2 separate regions of the Homo sapiens genome follow, and region 1 is linked to region 2. The links are chromatin contacts, found by Hi-C or POLR2A ChIA-PET in ENCODE. All regions are on one chromosome and are shown on one strand. The core of a region is the stretch at or near the end of the contact, and the rest is flanking DNA. Distances in the headings are between cores, read along the strand shown. Region 1 overlaps SLC1A2 (solute carrier family 1 member 2). Region 2 holds the start of CD44-AS1 (CD44 antisense RNA 1).

Region 1 (3,537 bases), core at 264-2,763, 150 kb before region 2:
GGGTAACAACAATTTGAATTATGTAAAGAAAACAGAAATAGTTCAGGAGTGGTAAACATCACTTTTGTTGCAGGCTGGGGATGGTCAGGGAAGTCTGCAGAGACAGAGACAGCAGAGCGGGGTTTTAAAGGATGAAGAGGAGTTTTTCGGATGAGTGATCCCACATGTAGAAGTTAATGTTTCTGCTTGAAAATGGCATGTGTTACTTTGGTTCTGTGTTGGTTTGGGTTCCTAGGAGCAGATTTTACGACAAGGATTCAAACTCACACCGTTTATGATCTTTGGTGATTGTGGAGACTTGGGAATGCTACACTGAGACTGATGCTGGAAATGCTGACCTCAGAGCCAGGCTGATGGCAGGGCTGTAGTTACACCAGCTTTACCATATCATTGATCATGTGTAAGGAGCAATGTCAAGGGCTTTGGAGGCACTTAGAGGAGTTGCCCAAATGGCATGGATACAACCCAGCCCCAGAGGGACCAGAAGCACCTTTGCTGTATTATTTTAGTCAAGGGAGAAAGCCAGCTTATTCCTCGGCCTCCTCAGTATCATCTCCTGACCCATCCACTTTGATGTTTGTCCCATGTGTTGTGCAAACAAAACTGGATGTGGATTTGTCACTTAACATCTCTCTGCCTCAGTTTCTTGACCTGTTAAACAGAGATCATAAGGTTTTCTCTCTTGCTAGTTTCACAGTCTTACTCTAAAACGCATTGGCTGTGCGTTCAGATGAACCTGCCCTGCTCTGCCATCCACCAGGTATGGACTTCTTTTTCTCCATTTTCTCATCTGTAATATGGGCTTAATACCCACCTCACAGGGTTGTCTTGAGGACTGAATTGTGTGATGTCTATAAGCCCTCAGCCCTGCACCTGGCACACACAGTAAGAGAATAAATGACCATAAATATTAAGAAATAGGTTGAGTGTGCATAATGATAGCTAACTTGTATTGAGTGCAGGTGATGTTCCAGGCACCATCATGGGGGTGTGTATGTATTAACCTATGACTACAATAGGTATCCTGATTATCTCCATTTTACATATGAAGAAACTAAGGCTCAGGGAAATCTGATCACTTACCTAATGTGTGTAGTTAGTGAGTGGTATTCAAACTTCAGCAGACTGTTGAGCAAGTAATTGCTTTGCTGGATTGTTTAGTGCTTGGCATTTTACCATAGCTCTTTGAAAAGAAAATCAAGTCTTTAGGTAGATAGTTACATTCACCAAATGATTAGAGCCAGTGTAGCTACTACTGGGTAAATGAACTTTTCTTACTATTGACTGAGGCCCCTTTAGTACACTTACAGAATATTAATAAGAAAGTAGGTGAGAAGAAATGTATTTTTAATCACAGTATCTGAGCTGGCTTCTCAGTGTGAGTCTACATGGGTAGATGATGAATCACCCCAAACTGACCCTTTCCAGAAATGCCTTGTGAGGGCAGCACAAAGGAAAACTTTCCATTGCTTAACTCTCCCCACAGCCCCCACCCTCAGCTATTGAAATAAAATGCCAAGAGGCTGCTTGCCAGCTCCTGGACACCACCTCCAGAACAGCAGGGAGTGTCTTCTCTCCCTTTGTGGCAGGGACACATATGGTGTTCTTAGTGTCAGAGCAAGCAGACTCTGTTCCAAGAGCTGCTTTTCAATCCAGCCTCTGTGCATGGGATGGCAGCAATGGAAAACAGTGCAGGGTCCTGGGTCTGAGGGTCATCCTCTTTCTGCCGGTGCCCCTGCCACCTGCTAAGCTCTTGTCTTTGGTGGAACAGGAAATACCACTCAGTGCAGGTACAGACCTAGCCTGCCTTGTACACCTCCGTGTCCTGGTCCTTTGTAGATGCTTGAATGAGAACCAATCAGTGAGGAAAAGGTATGATGCCCCTCCTGTTCAAAACACCTATTGAGTACCAAGTACTACACCCAGATATCATTTTCTTCCTTCTTTCTTTGGCTCAGGTCCTAGCTCCAGACCTTGTCAGCCACGTGTCCTGGAGCAAGTTATTTTCTCTCTCTTTGCCTCATCAAGAAGATGGACATAATAATAATTCCGTGCAGAGAGTTGCTGGAAGAACTCAGTATAAAGCAACTGGCTGACAGAAAGTGCTCTAAGTGCTAGTTCCTCTGTCATTTTGAGACCAAGCCAGATGTGTTAGAGATGTCCCTGGGGGAACTTGTATCCTGGAATTTGACAGCCTGGAGAGATCTGAAGGCATTCTCTGGTCCTGTACCCCAAATGAGGTTTGAAACCCTCCAATGAGCTCCCTATTTTGTAAGTTACAAAACCTTTGGCAACCGAGAAGAGGCATCTGTAGCAACTTTAGCTGTGTCCCAAGCTCCAAGCCATCCGCCCTTCCTTCCCCACTACCAGGCAACAGCCTGCTGTCTGCCTCCTACTCAGACATCCACGGTCTGGAACAACCCCAAAATTGTCATCTGGGGCAGAATACACAACACCCAAAAGATGGTTTTGCTTTCTGAACCTCACCTGCAGCCACTCCTGGCTTCTCCACTTCCCATCCTTTATGACATTCATGCTGCACACCTCCCCTTCTCTAGAGAGACAGTAAGCCTCTCCAGTGAGAGGCAGGGTGTGCAATAGTAACATGCATTGGCTCAGGAGTCCGACTTTGAGGGTCTGCCGCTGACCTGCTTTGTGAACTTCAGCAAGTTGCTCAGTCTCTCTGTGCCTTCTTCTTGTCCCCAATAGGAATAATAGTAGTGCTACCTCATCAGGTTTTTGAAAGATTCAAACAAGCCAAATGTGAAGCATTTAGAATGTGGCTGGCACATAGTAAGTCTTCAGTGAAGATTAGCTAGTATCATTGTCCTAAAGTGATAAATGTCACCAAAAGGGGGAGTAGATGCTGCAACTAGAAGTTGGATGTAGTCAGGCTGCTAAGACATGAGACCTGAAAATCCAGTTTGCTGTGGATTTGCCATGGATTCCCATGGCGACTCTCAAAAGCAAAGTTGCTCAAAGGCCATTTAAGGCTCATAAAGTCAATGGTTGTTTTGCCTAAGAAATTTTTGTGGAATGAACAAATACAACATAGTAAGGATAATCATAATAGTTACCATATGTTGCATGCCACATTCCAGGCACTTTCACATGTATTGATGGAATTAATTTTCACTACAGTCCCGTGAATAGTTATTATTATTATCATCTGTTGTATGAATGAAGTATTTGAGGTTCACAGATGTTAGATAATCTGTCCAAGGCCACACAGCTCATGAGTGTTGAAAGTAGGATTGGAATCTCAGGTGGTGCTCCAAAAGATGTCCACTGCAGGCCACAGGATTCTTTATTTTAACATATTTATCTATGGCTGCTATTAGGAACCAACTGAAGAACAGTCCTCTCTCAGATGTTATATCTCCTGTGAAAATTTCAGATTGGGATTGAAATGGCCCAGGGAGGGGCCAGAGACAGCTATGAAAGAGCCACAGATATGGTGAGGAGTGTGTCTAGATGATCCAGACACCTGCGGGGATTGTGCAGAGCAGAGCTCTGCATCAGGCCACATGCAAAACA
Region 2 (3,782 bases), core at 389-2,888:
CTGAGGCAGATGATTTGATCTCCTTTTTACTAACAAGGAAACTGAGTCTGGGAAAGGTTAAGTGCCCTGCCTAAAGTCCCCAGTGAACCTGTGACTTCTGTCTCTATTTCAGAAGCATTTCTAATGAATCCCTACCTCCTAGTGCTCCTCCATAGAGAGTTATTGTGGAAGCCACCATGTAAATATCCATCTTCATATTTGTTTTCAATGTGTAAACATTTAAATCTGATGGTGAGCCTCACTCAAACTTGGGCATAAAAAGGGGAGACAATAATTGATATGGCTTAAATCATTTACATGGGGTCACCTGGATTTATGATGTTCAGGGAGACCACAGTAAGGCAGCACTGGCAGAACCTCCCAGTAGCCCAGCAGTAGAAGTAATTAGTAAACCTACCTCATGTCAGACTTTTGCAGTCTGGGGTAAGGTTTGTAGGGGTGTGATCTGAATCACAACAAACAGGAGTCTATTTAAGAATTCATGCCTGGGAGTAATTATGGTCATTATGGAATGCCTTCTCCAGACTGTGCTATGAGAAGTAATACAAGGCCCTCCAGGCTTGAAAGGTGGCTCCATCACTCTCTGGTCCTGTCAACTCTGCCAAGTTACTTACCTTCTCTGAGCCTTAGTTTCCTCATCTGTAACATGGGGATAATAATAGTACTTACCTATGTCACAGAGTTTATAGGATGACTGAATGAGTTCATACTAGATAAACTCTATGAATTTGCTGATATTAACCTGTTTTTTTGTTTTTTGTTTTTTGGTTTTTTTTGAGACAGAGTCTTGCTCTGTCACCCAGGCTGGAGTGCAGTGGTGCAATCTTGGCTCACTGCAAACTCTGCCTGCCAGGTCCGAGCAATTCTCCTGCCTCAGCCTCCTGAGTAGCTGGGATTACAGGTGCGCAGGACCACGCCCGGCTAATTTTTGTATTTTTAGTAGAGACAGGGTTGGCCAGGCTGGTCTCGAACTCCTGACCTCGTGATCCACCTGCCTCGGCCTCCTAAAGTGCTGGGATTACAGGTGTGAGCCACCGTGCCTGGCCGATATTGACCTGTTCTTGACCTACAATAATGGCAGTTCCATTTGGCCCAACCTAATACATGTAAAGTGTTTAGAAAGATGCTGCTGGCACACAGTAAATTCCCAACAAATACCAGTGATGATATCATGTGCCAGGATTATGCTAAATGCTTTACATGTATTCTATCATTTAGTCTTTGAAACAATGTCCTGTGACAATTGTTATTATTCCAAGTTTATTAGTTGAGAAATGTTGTCTCAGACCCTTTAAAGCATCTTGCTCAGTTAATATGCGGAGGGCTGGAATCGAACTCAGGCCATTTTTGCTACAAAGCTCAAGCTCTTAATCACTCTGGTGTAGTGCAAGGTTAAATTGGGACACTGCTTGAATTCTTCCTGAGGCTTTCAGATGCAAGGCTTTCCTCCAGAGCAGTAGCTCTCAAAGTGCAATCCCTGTCCCAGCAGTGTCAGTATTACCAGGGAACTGATTAGAAATGCAAATGCTTGGGCTCCACCCCAGACCTACTGAATCAGGAACCTTAAGGGTGGGGTCCAGCATTGTGGTTTAATAAGCCCTCCCTGCAATTGTGATGTATGCTAAGAAGGTTTGAGAACCACTTCTCTGGAGACACTGACTCATACTTCGTTGGTAGTCATCATTAGGCTCAATGATTATAACAGTAAATGACTAAAGCAGTTTTGAACTCACCATCTGATTCAGATCCATGAGTGGTATGGGACCCCCCACTGGGGTGGAATGTGTCTTGGTCTCCTGTAATGAGCAATCAGGAAGGTCAGTACTGCATGTTTTCACTTACACTCCCATCTGCATTTCTTTACCTTTGCATTCTTATACAGCCTATCACAAAGTTTAGTCTTTTTAAGGTATTCCAAAAAATGATGGCAAAACAGCCTTGAATGGGTCCACAATGTTAATTACCGTTCATTGCTTAATCCACTGATAAATGAGCTAGAACTTTAATAAGAATTAAGGAAACTGGGGCAGCAAAGGCTAAGAAGGATGACCACAGGAAGTTTTGTAGAAACTTTGTTTTGGTAGAAATCCAAGAACTGTGGTAAGGAACATGCTAACAAAAATATTGTGATATCTTTGCAGGTATGAGGTTGAGACTAGACATTGTACATTTTAAATAAGGACAATATGAATTGGATTATGAGAAACATAATCACTGCAAATGGGCATACTCTGGCTTAGGGCATGAAACAGAGATTTCTTGGCGGCAGGAAATTAGTATGCAATAAGGAATCTTGGGATTGAATGATGTAAAGATTCAAAGAGAAAGGTCAACTACTTATTTTCAAAAAAAATTGAAAATAAGTAAAAAAGGAAATGGTGAGATGATAGCTAACATTAATAATGTGTATTGGAATATGGGTATTATAGTAAGTTTAAAATAATTTTTTAAAGTTAAATCTGTAGTTTCAACATGACTAGTTAATATAATCCTAGCTTCTCAAACATCTATCACCAGAAAGCTTTAGATTAAGACAACCTCATGAATTGCTAGAATCTAAATCCATAGGTCAAATCTTGAATGCAGCATATTAAAACTCTCTCCCCCACCCACATTTTTCAAAAGCATACTGGAATCTTTTTTTTTTTTTAATCACAGGACAATGCTTACATAAAATGGCTACAGTTATCCATTATGAAGGCACCTTATAAGGAATCTATAGTAACCTGATCGTCACCATTTCCTTGATTAGAGAAGGTGGAAGCGGGTGACACTTAGTCACCTGTGTAACTATATTGAAGAGACAGATTGCTTTGTTCCTTGGCTGATGGTTAAAACAAATGAAAACAACATTTGCTGAAATGCCACACCAATACTCCCACTACCAAAATCACCATGACCGTCACCATCCCATCACCATCATTATCACCATCACCATCACCATCACCACCACCACCACTGCCACTATGATTCTAAATGCTTCAGTTCTTTTTTGGGGGACGGAGCCTCGTTCTGTCGCCCAGGCTGGAGTGCAGTGGCACGATCTCGGCTCACTGCAACCTCCAATTCCTGGGTTCAAGTGATTTTCATGCCTTAGTCTCCTGAGTAGGTGAGACTACAGGCACCTGCCACCATGCCTGGCTAATATTTTGTATTTTTAGTAGAGACGAGGTTTCGCCATGTTGGCCAGGCTGGTCTCAGACTCCTGACCTCAAGTGATCCGCTTGCTTCAACAAATGCTTTAGTTCTTAACATTAAGCGTAAAGACTGAGAAAAATGTATAGACATAAATGAGATTTATGTGGGTGAGTGTTTTTGAAGAAAACCAAGGATGAGAATTGGGTGACTTAATTGTCTAATCCATGGAGAATTATGGAAAATCTGTCCGTACCACTGTGGAAATCAGAAAGAATCAGTGTCTGTGAATATCAGTCTTGTAAAAAGCATTTGATTTACTAACATTAGGCTATAAGCATTCTAGGGTACTGTGACTATTAAAATTGCCATTTAAACTTTAAATTCATGGCTGGGCGTGGTGGCTCACGTCTGTAATCCTAGCACTTTGGGAGGCTGAGGCTGGTGGATCACTTGAGGTCAGGAGTTCGAGACCAGCCTGGCCAACATGGTGAAACCCCATTTCTACTAAAAATAAAAAAATTAGCCGGGCGTGGTGGCACACATCTGTAATCCCAGCTACTCAGGAGGCTGAGGCAAGAGAATCGCTTGAACCCGGGAGGCAGAGGTTGCAGTGAGCCGAGATCGCGCCACTGTACTACAGTGTG

What was found. Hi-C counts contacts between places; a loop is a spot of excess contacts on that map. ChIA-PET counts read pairs that join two places held with the same protein, here RNA polymerase II (POLR2A).
Region 1: a loop to region 2 is called in a map of PC-9, with 2.4 times the contacts of the local background. The contact joins the enhancer-like site here to the promoter of CD44-AS1 in region 2. A Hi-C loop is called at or near these places in 3 of 168 maps with a recorded cell type or tissue (MCF 10A, PC-9 and right cardiac atrium). POLR2A ChIA-PET finds 5 or more read pairs at or near these places in 2 of 52 experiments (AG04450 and OCI-LY7).

What each region holds. Positions count from the first base shown.
Region 1 is chr11:35,362,172-35,365,708 of GRCh38, reverse strand. All of the region lies in intron 1 of SLC1A2 (solute carrier family 1 member 2), which reads left to right. Among named protein-coding and RNA genes, the nearest start is that of SLC1A2-AS2, 55 kb to the left of the region's middle. Within about 2 kb of position 1,513, at least 19 of the 41 ENCODE cell types and tissues checked have a DNase peak (open chromatin) inside an H3K27ac peak, as active enhancers do; they include PC-9, where a contact is called at or near this core.
Region 2 is chr11:35,212,866-35,216,647 of GRCh38, reverse strand. CD44-AS1 (CD44 antisense RNA 1) reads left to right here and starts at 1,638. Exons shown (of 2, transcript NR_174965.1): 1 at 1,638-1,817. CD44 (CD44 molecule (IN blood group)) reads right to left here. Exons shown (of 18, transcript NM_000610.4): 15 at 1,734-1,796. RefSeq lists an enhancer at 1,209-2,408.